Linked DNA regions of Homo sapiens: region 1 is linked to region 2. Evidence: read pairs that join two places in POLR2A ChIA-PET (ENCODE). Cell type or tissue: PC-9. All regions are shown on one strand.

The links. Peaks named below come from ENCODE experiments on the same cell type or tissue, not always from the same donor. Only the 100,000 strongest peaks of a DNase experiment are listed, where the experiment ranks them.
Region 1: POLR2A ChIA-PET joins it to region 2 with 7 read pairs; 2 of 35 experiments call an interaction of 5 or more read pairs at or near these places.

Annotation. Positions count from the first base shown.
Region 1 is chr3:113,503,691-113,511,690 of GRCh38, forward strand. It overlaps SPICE1 (spindle and centriole associated protein 1), which reads right to left. Exons shown (of 18, transcript NM_144718.4): 2 at 2,817-2,915. The coding sequence starts at 2,915. It overlaps SPICE1-CFAP44 (SPICE1-CFAP44 readthrough (NMD candidate)), which reads right to left. Exons shown (of 52, transcript NR_183050.1): 2 at 2,817-2,915. Among named protein-coding and RNA genes, the nearest start is that of SPICE1, 7.5 kb to the right of the region's middle. In PC-9, no CTCF peak of the experiment used is centred here; no DNase peak of the experiment used is centred here.
Region 2 is chr3:112,667,610-112,675,609 of GRCh38, forward strand. No RefSeq gene overlaps it. Among named protein-coding and RNA genes, the nearest start is that of CCDC80, 30 kb to the left of the region's middle. In PC-9, no CTCF peak of the experiment used is centred here; a DNase peak (open chromatin) is centred at 4,462; H3K4me3 peaks cover 1,239 bases; H3K27ac peaks cover 4,894 bases.

The DNA of each region.
Region 1 (8,000 bases), 840 kb after region 2:
GGGAGGCTGAGGTGGGTGGACCACCTGAGCTCAGGAGTTCGAGAACAGCCAGGCCAACATGGCAAAACTCCATCTCTACTAAAAATACAAAAATTAGCCAGACCTGGTGGCGGGCACCTGTAATTCCAGCTACTCAGGAGGCTGAGGCAGGAGAATCACTTGAACCTAGGAGGTGGAGTCTGCAGTGAGCCAAGATTGTGCCACTGCACTCCAGCCTCAGCAACAAAGCGAGTTTCTATCTAAAAAAAAAAAAAAAAAAAAAAGAAAGTGTGATCACTATAGAGAGGTTCAATTTGTGTCTGCAAACATCTTAAGCATAGATGCTACTACAATGGAAGATGAAATTTGAGGGCAATGCATAATTTCATAAAATGTAAAAACAGTCAGTTAAATTAAAAGGCACTAAACTATCATGGCAGGGCTACCACCCTGCACAACTCCATAAGTTACCATTAATATCAGAGTCCGTGTAAATAGCACCCCTTGAAATTGTGTGGTACACAGGCTGCACAGCTCTAAGTAGCAACCCTGTAACTTGGCCCTTTCCAAAGCAACTTCAGCCATTTTGCTACACAGATTTGGTAAGGCAGGAAATAAAACAAGTTAGTTTTACTTCTAAGTGACGAGGAATACGAACAGTCAAAAATGGCTTCTGATCAAAGACTAAACTTTTTGGCCATGATTTATATTTGGCTCAAGGCTTTTCTGTATGAAAACTGTTATTACTTTTACAATGATTTAGAAAGGTACAAGAGCCAGGCATGGTGGTGTGCGCTTGTAGTCTCAGCTACCCAGGAGGTTCAGGAGGCCGAGGCAGGAAGATCTCATCATGAGCCCAGGAGTCTGAGGCCAGCCTGGGCAACATAGCAAGACCTTGTCTCAAAAAAAAAAAAAAAAAAAAAAAGGGAAAAGGAAAAGAAAGGTACAAGGTACAACTACAGGATCATGAGAATTGTTTTTAATAGGCATTTAAAAACTCAGGCATACAAGTAAGTGATAGGCTTGAAATTTGTTCTCATGGAAGAAAATAATAATTCCATCAATACTAAAACCATTGCTTAAAACCATTTTCTTTTGACATTCCATTTAAATCTAATCTACAAGCCATTTCAGAAAATGTTTCACTATTTTTATCAAGACAGTAATAATCAGTTTGATCTCTTCTCCATCATTTACCATTTACTCCAAATGACTTATGACTATTTTCCAAGTTCAGTCTACCTTCAAAAAACAAAAGATTTTTCCAGCACTGCAGATAAAATGAGGAAGGTTCTTAATGCAATTTCAAATGATAGATTTCAATTAAGTTTTAAGCAATAGTGGCATATTGGAATAAATGCAGTCATCCCACAGTATCCAGGACACCCACATATACCAAAATCCACACATACTCAAATCCCACCTAATTGGCTCTCCATATCTGGGTTTTACATCCTGAAAACACTGTATTTTCAATCCACCTTTCGTTGTAGAGGTGGAACCCCAGGATACAGCCAACTGTATTTATTGAAAAAAAATTCATGCGTAAATGAACCCGTGCAGCTCAAACTCATGTTGTTCAAAGGTCAACTGTACTAAACTTCTCAAAGTAACCACTCTGAAGGGGAAAATATGTTATCACATATTTTTTTTTTCCGATTTATCAGTTTCCTTACCTTAGAGTCACATCCTTGTTATTAAAATTTTATAGCCAATCAGACAGCAACAAAACAATCTAAACACAGAGAAGTCCCGCTGCCCCACTTCAAAGGCTGTCAGTTTGCCCAGGATATCTGGCTAACATGGTAGGTTGCAAACAAGAAGATTCCAAGTCCAAAAGAATCCCTGAGATCCAAACTAATCCCTAACTAGTTACTCTTCACAATGGAAAGTAAAGACACCTAAAGTCTCATGGTCCAAACCAAAGTATCAGGTCACAAAAGAGAAATCTAGCTGGGTGCAATGGCTCGCCTATAATCCCAGCACTTTGGGAAGCGAAGGCACGAGGATCGCTTGAGGCTAGGAGTTTAAGACCAACCTGGGCAACACAGCAAGGACCTGTCTCTACAAAAAATATTTTTTTTAAGTTAGCCAGGGGTGGTGGTGCATGCCTCTGGTCCTAGCTACTCAGGAGGCTAAGGCAGGAGGATTGCTGGAGTCCAGGAGTTTAAGGCTGCAGTGAGCTATGATGGCATCACATCACTCCAGCCTGGGTGACAGGACATGACCCTGTCTCTTAAAAAAAAGATATAAATCCCCTTGGTAACACCAGGCAATATTCAGGTTAGGAGCCATACATCACATGTTACAGGTACTTCAGCCTTGTCTTATACCACAAGAGAACATTTGTTCTGAAACCGATCAACCTCTGGAATTGAGCAATTCATGGGATAAGAGAGCAAAGGTCACCTATTTTTTTCAGCCAAAACTGGCACTCACATGGTTATGATATCACTGGTTGCTCTGAGCAAACCTAAAAAAGGTACCGAAAAATTCACAGACTTCATTGACACCAGTGAGCTAGAGTTGCCTTTATGCAGTGAGTTCTCAGAGTCAAAGTGAAAAGACGTTTTTTAAAATATGCTCCCCATCCCCTTAGGATTCCAATTCTTCAGAGGATATAGAGGTTACAGCCTGGATGTGTGTATTCTAAAAACCTCCCCCAAAGGATTCTGCTTTTCCCTCCAAGACCTAGAATATCACATGCCCAGAAACCTATTCCACCCTATTACGTGATGAGCCCCATTCAGAACACCATCTTGCATGACTAGGGCCATATCACTGTGTCCATTTCTCCAGAGTAATGTTACATTATTTACTATCCCACCTATACTCACATCCCATTCTTGTTTCACTGAAGTTTTCTTCTTCTTTACTTTCGGTGTCTTTCTTACACCAACTCGGGGACCACAGCGGTTCACTCTGACAAATGACATCTAGGAATAATAATCACATCAAATTTTTAAAATACAAGAAAAAACAATAAGCATCACCAGAGTGGGGGAAGACACCTGAAAAAAAAAACAAATTTTAAAATGCCAGAAGAAAAATTTAAGCATGATGAAAGGAACAGCCTATCAAAATACTTAGTTCTTTTATTTTACAACTAATAAATGTTGGTACTGATAATTATAATAAAAGAGGTCTCAAGTCAATAACTTATATATTTGATTAAAAAAGAACTCTAGGAATGCAGAAATTATGGCCTAAAGCCGAGAACTAAGACATTCGTCATAAGCTTTGTCATCAGTTACACAAATTTACAATTAGTAGAAAATAGCCCAGTCACAAGCTAACAATATGAATGTAAGGTGAAGGGAAGAAAGGGCAAAAGAGAGTTGGAGTTCTTTTTTAAGCACTCTAACACTCAAAATCACTACCAGGTACATATGGGCTTACTTGAAAATAAAAGTAGCTAAACTTTAGAGAACAAATGAGGTATGATATCACTTCTAATATATCTGTCACATAATGCTAAATGGTGCTAATTATTGATTTTTTTCTATTGCTGATAAACAAATTAATAATTATTGATTTTAAACTAGAATTTTTAAATTGCCAACATTAGTTTGCCACTGTTTAAACAGCAATGCTAAGCACACTAGACTACACATTACACCAAATTAGAAAAAGACCCATAGTCCCCGAACACCAGGATTTTACAATACATATATATGACTTTTAAAAAGCAATACATATACATGACTACTATTGCAGACACTTTTAACCTACCTAAATAATTACAGGACTTTCCAGCTGACCCCCTTACTCCCAATTAGTCTAAAACAAGGACTCTAGTATTTTCCTTAAGTACTTTTTTTTAAAAAAAAATCATTGTCTACTATAATAAAAATGTCTAAATACAAGTATTTCTTAAGAGTTTGCCCTCAATCTTCCTTGCACTCTGTACTCTCTCTTAACAAGAACATTCACTCCTTAAACATGGTATCTAATTTCAGCATTTACAATTTCAGCCAAAGAAAACAAGTCACATACAAGTTAGAAAATAACATTTAAGTTTTATGATGGTAATGATGATGATAGCCACGGTGGTAATGATGGCATCAGCTAACAGATACCGTGTGCTTACTATAAGCCAGATGCTATTCTAAGCTCTTTAAACATTATTTTCTTGAATCCTCACAATAACCCCATGAGGTACTTACTATTTATTCCTCATTTTACAAACGAGAAAACTGAGAGACAAAAGTTAACCAACCATGAAGGTCACACAATTAGTAAGTAGCAGAGCCATAAGTACCATTTAAAAAGATACAGAATATAATAGAACAAAGAGTCTAAAACAAACCCTTACATTTATGGTCAGTTTTTCAACATGGGTGCCAAGACAATTCAACGGGGAAAGAATAGTCTTTTCAACAGATGGTGCTGGGACAACTGGATACGCATATGAAAAAGAATGAAGTTGGACTCCTACCTCACACCATATTCAAAAATTAAATTGATTCATGGATTTAAATATAAGAGCTAAAACTACAAAATTCTTAGAAGAAAACATAAGAGTAAATCTTCGTGAGCCGTGGGTTAAGCAATGGTTTCTTAGAAATGACACAAAAAGCACAAGCAACCAAAGAAAAAAATAAATTGGACGTAATCAAAATTAAGAATTTTTGTGCTTCGAAGGCACAATCAAGAAAATGAAGACAACCAATAGAATGGGAGAAAGTATCTGCAAATCCTCTATCTGATAAAGGACTTGAATCCAGACTATATAAAGAAATTTTACAACTCGACAATTTAAAAAATCCGATTTAAAAATGGGCATAGGACTTGAATAGACATTCCTCCAAGGAAGATACTATAGACAGCTAATAAACACATGAAAAGATGTTCAACATAATTAGTCATTAGGGAAATGCCAATCAAGATACCACCTCACACCGACTAGGATGGCTATAATCAAAAAGACGGACAACAACAAGCACTGACAAAAATATGGAAAAACTAGAATCCTCACATATTGCTCATGGAATGTAAAATAGTGTGGGCACTTTGGAAACAGCTGGCAATTCCTCAAGAAGCTAAACACAGAGTAACAACATGACCCAGCAATTCAACTCACATATTTACATCCAAGAGAACTAAAAACATACGTCCACGTAAAAACTTGTACATAAAAGGTCACAGCAGCATTTTGAACAGACAAAAAGTAGAGACATCCCAAATGTCCACCAACTGATGAATGTATTAATAAAATGTGGTATATCTACACAATGGACTATTACTTGGCAATAATAAGCAATGGTGTACTGATACATGCTACAACATGAATGAATCTTGAAAGGGTTCTAAACACAGAAGGCCCCCTATTGTTTGGTATCATTGATATGATGTGTCCAGAATAAGTAAATCCACAGAGACATAGATTAGTGATTGCCAGCATCTAGAGGGAGCATATAATGGAGAGTGACTGCTAATGGGTATAGTGTTTCTTTGGGGAGTGAAGAAAATGTTCTGAAATTAGATAGTAATGTTAGTTGCGCAATTATGTGAATTGACTAAAAACCTCTGAACTGTATACTTTAAAGGGTGAATTATAGCTCAATAAAGCTGTTATTTTAAAAGATAGGAAAACAATAGTTATTCAAAGACATGAATCTAATGTATTTTAACCACTTAGATCTTTAACCACTTATATCTCCAATTTACTCTGCAAAAACAAGAGTCATAAAATGTCAGTATACCTATATGATGAATTATGTATCCATTAAAATTAAAAATGTTTAATGACAGGAAAATACATAAGAAGTATAAAAAGTAGAATACAGAACTGTATGTATAGTATATTCTCAATGATGTTAGAATATAGGCATTATTAATAAAGCACTTATCTCTGCTAAGAGCTTCACATTTGATCCCACAACCCTGTGAAGCCTGTTCTGTCTTGAGAGACAATATAGTATAAAGGCTAAGAATACAGTCTGGAATCACTGTCTGGGTTCACATCCCAGCTTTTTCACTAACTATAAAACAGAACTAATTAAATATATAAGTGCTTAGAACCCCTGCTGATATGGTTTGGCTGAGTCCCCACCCAAATCTCATCTCGAATTGTAATCCCTATAATCCCCATGTGTCATGAGAGGGACCCAGTGGGAAGTGATTGGATCATGGGGAGCAGTTTCCCTCTTGCTGTTTTCATGATAGTGAATTCTCATGAGATCTGATGGGTTTATAAGTGTCTGGCATTTCCCCTGTTTGCACTCACTTTCTCTCCTGCCACCTTGTGAAAAAGGTACCTGCTTCTGTTTGGCCTTCTGCCATAATTGTAAGTTTCCTGAGGCCTGCAAAACTGTGAGTCAATTAAACCTCTTTTCTTTATAAATTACCCAGTCTCGAGTATTTCTTTATAGCAGCATGAGAATGAACTAATACACCTGCCTAGCATACAAAATTGTATTTAAATGTTGAGGATAATGATGTCAGTGACAACAATTAACCCTTTTCCCAAATAAGAAAAATGAGACTGGAAGAATCAATACAGTGAAAATAGCCATACTGGCATTTTTAAGTAATTTATAGATTCAATACTATGCCTATTAAACTACCATTAACATCTTCACAGAATTAGAAAAAACTATTTTAAAATTCATATGGAACCAAAAAAGAGCCCATATGGCCAAGACAATCCTAAACAAAAAGAACAAAGTTGGAGGCATCATGCTACCCTACTTCAAACTATACTACAAGGCTACAGTAACCAAAACAGCATGGTACTGCTACAAAAGCAGACATATAGACCAACGGAACAGAATGGAGAACTCAAAAATAAGACTGCACATCTACAACCATCTGATCATCAACAAACCTGACAAAAACAAGCAATGGGGAAAGGATTCCCTACTTAATAGTGTTGGGAGAACTGGTGAGCCATATGCAGAAAATTGAAACGGGACCCCTTCCTTACACCATAGACAAAAATCAACTCAGGATAATTAAAGGCTTAAATGTAAAACCCAAAACTATAAAAACCCTAGAAGAAAATCTAAGCAATACCATTCAGCACATACACACAGGCAAAGATTTCATGATGAAAATGTCAAAAGCAATTGTAACGAAAGCAAAACTTAACAAATGGAATCCAATTAAACTAAAGAGCTTCTGCACAGCAAAAGAAATTATCATCAGAGCAAACAGACAACCTACAAAATGAGAGAAAAATTTTGCAATCTCTCCATCTGACAAAGGGCTAATATCCAGAGTCTACAAGGAACTTAAATTGACAAAAAAACAAACAACCCCATTAATAAGTGGGCAAAGGACATGAACACAAACTTCTCAAAAGAAGACATTTATGCAGCCAACAAACGTATGAAAAAAAGTCAACATCACTGATCGTTAGAGAAATGCAAATCAAAACTACAGTGAGATACCATCTCATGCCAGTCAGAATGGCGATTATTAAAAAGTCAAGAAACAACACATGCTGGCAAGACTGTGGAGAAATAGGAACAATTTTACACTGTTGGTGGAAATGCAAATTAGTTCAACCATTGTGGAAGACAGTGTGGCGATTCCTCAAAGACCTAGAACCAGAAATACCATTTGACCCAGCAATCACATTTCTGCATATATACCCAAAGGAAAATAAATCATTCAATTATAAAGATACACACACATATATGTTCACTGCAGCACTATTCACAATAGCAAAGAGATGGAATCAACCCAAATGCCCATCATTGATAGACTGAATAAAGAAATGTGGTACATATAAACCATGGAATACTATAAAGCCATAAAAAGGAATGAGATCATGTCCTTTGCAGGGGCATGGATGGAACTGGAAGCCATTACACTTGGCAAACGAATGCAGGAACAGAAAATCAAACACCACATGTACTCACTTATAAGTGGGTGCTGAACAATGAGAACACATGGACACAGGGAGGGGAGCAACACACACTGGGGCCTGTCAGATGGCAGGGGGATGCAGGGAGACAGAGCATCAGGAAAAATAGCTAATGCACGCTAGATTTAATACCTAGGTGATGGGTTGA
Region 2 (8,000 bases):
CCTAGAAGGTTGACCAACGGGGAGTTGACTTTCTAGGTCTGGACAAGACATAAGCAATGAGCATATTAATAATAAATGGAAATAATGTTGAAGGAAGTAGTTGCCTGACTAATGTCATGATGTTCTACACACCCATAGACACTGTCATTCTCTCTCTCTACGTGTCTCCATCTCTCTCTCTCTCTTTTCTCTTCTCTTCTTATTCTGACATGAAGCAGATGAATCAGAATGAGTGAAGGAGAATAGACAAAACAAAACCACAAGCACAACACGAAGGGAAAAATAGTGACACCTTTAACTGATGAGAAATAAACCAGAGAATCCGTGAGGGCCATTTTATACAAACATGTAAATGAATATTAACTCCTCAAGTTCAATAACTAACAGTGAGTTATAGGAAATACCTTGCAATGACCAACCATGCACAGAATACTGCATGTTTTCTTTGCTCAGTTAGCCACATCAAAAGTGTTTTCTACAAACTGCTAATGAAAGAAACACATGAGTACAGGCTAAGCATGCTTAGAAATCTCTATGATCTCTCAATCTCCATCTTCCTGGCATAAAGATGTTTCTGTGGGGATTGAAGCAGCAGACACACGTTTACACATTTATGCGTACATATATATACATATATATATGTCTCCATTATCAGAAATTCTTCTAGAAATTTTGTGAATTGCTGAGAAGAATGCTCATAATTTTAAGATAATGCTAAAGATACTAGAGAAGAAAAATTAGGAAGTTAGCAACAATCAATAAGTGGGTTTGACTGGTATTGAATGAGGGATGGTAGACATAAATAGCTCACAAAATCCTTACAAAAGAACCTGAAATACCAAGAAGAGTATTTTTCCAAAATTTGGGATTTGACAAAATGAAGACTAAAGATCCTTATAAATAGATAAATTGTCAATTAGCAAGTAGTTGAGATCTCACAATTCCTTAATATCTGGAAATTTAGAAACACTGAGCTATTTGGTGGTGTAGCCCCTATAATTTCATTTTTTAATGATAATTTATATTGTTTCTCACACAGCACTCTTGCTTTTATTAAAAATAAAATTTCTGCAATTTAAAAGTAGTTCCTAAAAACTGATTCAGACCCAAGAGACTTGAAGAGAGTGTATGTACCTAAAGGGGTCCATGCAAAGGTTATATCACATTATCACTTCATCATCGACCTATCCTGGGGAAATCACGAGGGGGTTAACCTCTATAGCTAATTCCTCTCTCAGGGTCGATCCCTCAGTTCTAGCTCTTCATCCGTAGCTTCCTGGCCTTCTTTCCTTAGGCATTCCTAGCCCCTACTGTGGTGCTCTGCCCTGCCCTCAAAATCTCCATTCCTGTGTGCTTTGTGTACTCCAAGGGGACAGTTAGCCAATAGGATTCCTCCATCTTCACGATGGTGCTCATGAAGCCTCAGGTCTTTAAGGGTCTTTCTTCCCATTCCCCTAAGTGTTGAGGACTTCTGGAGAGCGTGCCTCTGCCTTTGGTTGTCTAATGCAAACGAGGGACTATAGGACAAGGAAAGAGGATCTTTTCTGAAGAAATGCCAGTCAGAAAGGGATCCACACTCAGTCATCCCATGGTTTCCTCTCCTTCTCTTTTATCTCCCCAGATGCATGTGGCCACCATCCCCTGGCCCCAAGTACCTTCAGATCCTCATAGGTATCTTGTCTTAGGTTAAGTTTTTTTTTTTTTTTTTGAGTCAGAGTCTCACTCTGTCGTCCAGGCTGGAGTGCAGTGGCGCGATCTTGGCTCACTGCAAGCTCTGCCTCCCAGGTTCACGCCATTCTCCTGCCTCAGCTTCCCGAGTAGCTGGGACTACAGGCGCCTGCCACCACGCCTGGCTAATTTTTTTGTATTTTTTTTAGTAGAGACGGGGGTTTCACCGTGTTAGCCAGGATGGTCTCGATCTCCTGACCTCGTGATCCACACATCTTGGCCTCCCAAAGTGCTGGGATTACAGGTGTGAGCCACCTCGCCTAGCCATCTTAGGTTAAGTTTTCATTTCTCCCTTTGATAAGCTGAGAGCAGTTGGGATTTTCCAAGAGAATATTTAAGAGGAAACTGTGGGAATACTAATGGGAAGAGACAGGCTAAAAGGAAAACATGCCCTTTCTCAGAAAGACTCAGATCTGAATGCAAATGGTTTGGACTGGGTTGTCTTACTGTTGTGGGAATCTGGCCTCCTGGATCCTTTCCCATATAATTATCTCTGGGGACTAATGTTTGCAAGCCCCTTTTCAGTCCCCCATTGACCATCCTTCTCTTTTTCCATATCTACGAAGGAGTTGTGTTTGCTTTTCCTGATGGGCAATGGGACTCAGTAAATAATGAGCCATCTTCAGGTAAAGAGAGACCTCAGATTTCCAAGGAAAGAGAGAAATGTAACAAACTGAATTCCATATTACGGTAAAGGGTAAAGGGGTGCTTTTCAATGCTCTAGTAATAGGAATTTGGGATCCTTGGCTACAGACAGACTAATAATGGTGCATATATGTCTAGGCAGGCAGGGCTCCTGAGATTAGGCACTTGTCCATACCATGTATGAGTACATGATGTCTGATGCCTAGCCACCTTACTTGGCAGAACAGAAAAACACAGAGACCAAGGAGTCCACAATGTGGGTCATTCTCTAACCTCCTTCCAAGATACATTGGAATCCCCTGCTAGCAGAGATATTTGTGAGCATGAAAATGGCCCTCAAGTACAAGCTGCAGAAGAGAGGAGGAAAGGAAGTAGTAGACCTGGATATTCTAACCCAGATGACAATTTGTAATTCTAGTTTCAGGATTGAGAGTCTTTGAGAAAGTGCATTGGAACAGGAATTGGTATGCCTGGGTTTTAGGTCTGGTTCCTTATTTTCTTGCTTTACCTCTCTGGGTGTTGGTAGTCTTAAGTCCAATATGAAAAAGACTGAACTAGTTGGTTTTTAAGTACTTTCAGCCAATGCTTCTCAAATTGTGTATGGTGAAGTTCTAGTTTTGTTTTTGTTTTATGTACATTTGGTTGCAGACTAGTTCTTTCGTACAACACAATAAAAATAATTGCCAGAAAAGCAAGCACATGCCTAGATGTCACAGAAACACCAAACTGCTACGAAAGTTTCTAAATATTCCTGTCAATACCTGTCCTTATCTTGTCACAGACTGCAGCACCAGTTCTTGGGTCACATGTTGAATAACATTGCTTAGAATTCCAGCCTTCTGAGTATAAGTTGTGAATCTGGCCAACATGGTGAAACCCTGTCTCTACTAAAATACAAAAGATTAGCCGGGCATGGTGGCGTGTGCCTGTAGTCCCAGCTACTCAATTAAAGGCTGAGGCAGGGGAGTCGCTTGAACCCGGGAGACAGGTTGCAGTGAGCTGAGATCACGCCACTGCACTCCAGCCTGGAGACAGAGCAAGACAAAAAACAAAACAAAACAAAAAAAACCACAGACAAACGAACACAAAACCATAAAAGTACAACGCCTTGCAATTCACTTGCAAGAAAAATTGACATCAGTGTAGTATATGTGAAAAAGACTAGGTTGGTCTGTGTATCTGTTTCAGTGGCTCAAGCCACACCTGGGATGTCTACTGAGTTATGGAATAAAACAGTGTCATAAACTATTATAATACAATTTTTGTATAGTTTTTTTTTTCTTTTTTTTGAGACGGAGTCTTGCTATGTCACCCAGGCTAGAGTGCAGTGGCACGATCTCAGCTCACTGCAACCTCCACCTCCTGGGTTCAGTTGGCTAATTTTGTATTTTTAGTAGAGACATGCCTCACCATGTTGGTCAGGCTGGTCTTGAACTCTTGACCTCGAGCAATCTACCCACCTTGGCCTCCCAAAGTGCTGGGATTACAGGCATGAGCCACCACGCCCAGCCACTCCTTTCTTTTTGAAGTAGAGAAAACAAAAACAAATTCTATCTTCAGCTGGGCCTGCTGCTACAAAATGGAATACACACTGTGTTCAAGGCACTGGGCTGAAACATTCACAGTCACTGTCTTACTTAATACTCACACAAGGCTATGAGGAAGACATGATTATTGTCTCCACTTTACAGATGAACAAATTGAAACTTAGAGAGGTTACAAAACTGGCACAGTTCCGAAAAATGGAGGTTCTATGATGCAAACACAGGCTCGACTAACTTCAACATGTGTAATATAATCATTATGCTGTATTATAATTCATAATTACATTTATGGACAACAATAGCTATCTACCAAAATTATGCTCTGTGGTACAATGGAATATTTGCCCTAAATTAGGTCACAGTCTGGAGGGAAAGACAAGTATGTAACAAAAAAGACGGTCAAAGATTGCTGGGAGAACAGAGAAAAGAGAACACCTAACTCTTCCTGGAGGGAATCAGAGAAAGTGCCACATAGGAGGAAACTCGTGAGCTAATGTTTGGGGAATTAGTGGACATTAGCCAGGCAGAAAAAGCTGGTGGTCATTCCTGGCAAAGGAATGCAAAGGCAGGAAGGCTTAAGAGAATCTGGCACATTGCAGAACAGTAAATTCTTTCCATAGTCAGGGTGTAAGATATGGAATTTTGAATACTGAATGGAGGAGACATAAGAGACATGATGGGGAGAAAAGGCAGAAGGCAGAACACGGAGAACTTTGCACGCTATGCTAAGGACTTTGGACTTTTTCCAAGTGTAGCAAAAAAAAAAAAAGCCATTGAAGGAGTGTCTGTAACATGATCACATTTGTGTCTTAGATAACTTTAAGAATGGATTAGAGGATTGTGTAAGGCTTAGGGCCTTGGGTAGAAAAATTGCAATAGTTCATGACACCATTTTATTTCATAACTCAGTAGACATCTCAGGTGTGGCTTGAGCCACAGAAACAGAAACACAGGCCAACCTAGTCTTTTTCACATCTTTCAGAGTTGAAGGTCTAGAACCACCCAGATCTCCTCAGGCCACTCACTCATTCGCTAATTTCTTAATTCAATAGACAGCAATTTGACATTTGTTTTTCAAGTGCTAAGATCAGACTTAGAGCAAACTCTTACCATTCAGTTTTTCACAAGACAAACCCACATCCTCTAAACTAAGTCAGATTGAACAGGCTCTTCCCCCTAAGTAGTAGAGGTGTAAAGTTATCATTATGCATGTCTCTCTCTGCCCTCCACTCCCTAGCAGTTACCTTTGTGCATCCATCTTACTACCAGAATCCCACCAGGAACACCAGTCATATGGGTCTATGCAGAGTCCCTGCATTCTAGATAATTACATGTGGTGTCAGAGTGCTGAGCTACCCTTAGGCCAAAGCTCCGCAGAGATTTCTGCAGAGGGACTGCCCACTATTGTGGGAGAAGTGCTGAACAGGGTGAAAACTGCATTGACTGAAAGATGTCAGTATCTTTCCCTAGCAGACCAATTTTCAGAAAGATAAAAATTCTTGTGTGGTTTGTAGAGACATTTCAAATAAAACCCACATCGTATCCACAAAGGAAGTTATTTGTTTCAGGCTCACCCATCCAGACAAGATGAAAATTTTGCCTTCTTGCTTGCATAGATTCTTGCACTGGATTCTTCAGTGTAAGAACAGGAACCAACACATCATACCAAAATACTTTATTTTTTGCCATGCTTTTCTTTCCGGATTCTACATAGTTGCTATCTTCAATAGTCTCAATAACAAAAATTTGCTTGAGGATCTATTGTGTGCAAAGCACTCAACAGGACACAGAAAAAAAAAATGTGTGAAGAGCATTACTGTCTGTGAGATCAGTCTAACTGAGACAGGAAAAAAGGTTCATAAGAAAAAATAAATAACACATGGAATATATTATGTTTTAAGTACAAGGTACCGGTAATGATTTCACATGAGGAAGAAATTCGTCTGAATTGACAGGACAGGGAGGATTAAATTATCAGAGAGAACAATCCTGGAGGGGCTCACAGATGAATAGTATAAACACAAGGATTGGAAGATAATATTTAACATTCACACTACATTGCTAAACTGTTCTAGGCACTGTATGCATCTTAATTTATTTTATTCCTTATATCCTTATGAGATAAGTTCTAAATGATCTCTTATATTAAAGATGGGGCGAATACAGCACAGAGATTGAGTGATTTGCCCAATGTCATATGGAGCTAAGAGGCTGTTAAGCACTCTTCTATATAACACAGCATAAAACGTGTGAACAACAGGCAGGCTTCATCCAGAGGCAGTAGGAGAGAGTAGGGGTGGGCGATGGTGTGCGTGGGGCAGATGGCAAGATCTGAAGGGAGCGGGGACATGCACAGAATTGCCCCCCAAACCCTGATATTCTCAAGGTGTGTGACAGCCTGAAAGCCATTCACTTCTGAATTTTAAGAATCAGCTCATTTTATATTTAAAAACATAGGTAATTTCAAAAGTCAGAACTCAAGTGGTGCAATTTTCCATAATCACAGAGTGCAGTGTTATTGGGATTCAAGGGGAAACTGGGGTAAGTGGTATTTTGTGTATCTACAAAAATGAATATTAATATGGCCTTCAATTGTTAAAATTTACTAATTAGTATTTCTCTAGAATTAGTACTTACAGAGCTGACTGACATTTGTGTGAACATCAATTTTAATTAAAAAACAATCGTGAAGGTTATTTGGCCTCTTAATTTATCCTTTTCTCTGGAATTGTTTCTTGCTCCTTCCTCTTTCTGCCAAAAGCCAGAGACAGTAAGCAGTGACATCCTGAACAGGTCATTCCAATGCTCATCACAGTCCCACTTGGGTGGAAATGTGGAGTCAGCTCGCCTCCTCCCCACTCTAGTCAAAGGACACTGCATCTGGTTTAAGGAGAGGAGAGAAGAGTAGAGGGATGTGGCAGAATGGTGACATGGTTGGCATTTTAGGAAGGGAAATCTTTTGTAATCAAAGAATAAACCTCAGTTGAGTTGACACTATCTATTCTGGAACAAATTCACCAAACTCTTTTCCACCCCAAAACATGTTACGAAAACAATGATCTCATTTGAAGGGGCAGAGAATGGTTAGATGAAGACTTCATCAGACAAGGTTACTGAAAAGGAAAAAAAAAATAAATCAACATCTGAGTTTTGTAAGTGCCTTAAAAAAAGTTGCTGAGAGGAAAACCAATAACTCTCTCCTCTCTACTCTTCCTCTAGCTCTAATTCAAACATCACACAAAATCCACACTCTTATTTTGAGATTTCGTTTTCTTCTATAGTCTTGTTCCTCTTCCCCTTCCTGAAGTTTTTAATATTTTGAAAACTTTTCCGTCATATGACATTCATTTTCACACCTTCGACAGCTTATGTATTTCTGAGTCCTTTTAGTGAGCCCAGGTCTCCCAGACAAGCCTCACTTCAGGATAAAGTGGGGAGGCAGGTTCTTGCCAGGCATGACACAAAATGTCTTTTTTCTTATTGGTTGAACAGAGCCTTTCTACATTAGTCCCACAGTGCTGTGGAGTCCAGGAAAGGCATGATCAAGAACAGGGCCAATCAGGAGTTATAAACAATGTTCCAGACTGCTTAGAGGAGACCCCTCTATGCGGCCTCAACTCCCCAGGACCAGAGAGGGAATGTGCCTTTCCCATCCTCTCCTTGTCTCTGAATAATAGGTGATATTTATTTAAGGTACTCATACTGAAGCCTCCATTTGTAATTGTTCAGATCCCTCTGGAAATAATTTTTAAAAACATAAAATTGTACAAAGTTCCCTGGTGGAAAAAAAAACATATCAGGTACTTAATTGCTTAAAATAAATCTTTATTGAATAGATGAAAGCAATAACTTCTGGCATGCAGAGTAGAAACAGAAGCAGTATGATTCTCAGGAGAAGTGAAGTGTCAAAGGAGGACCTGGAGATCGCAAGGGAAGAGGGAGTGGTGTTGTTGGGGGAGCCCGGCACGGAGCGTGATTTGCTCCTTGGAAAGTCAGAGGTGATGGGTGTTTCTCATCTGGGCAGAGAAACAAACACAAGGAGTCAGGATCTGCGGCTTCCTGGGTGGAAACAGGGCCAGACAA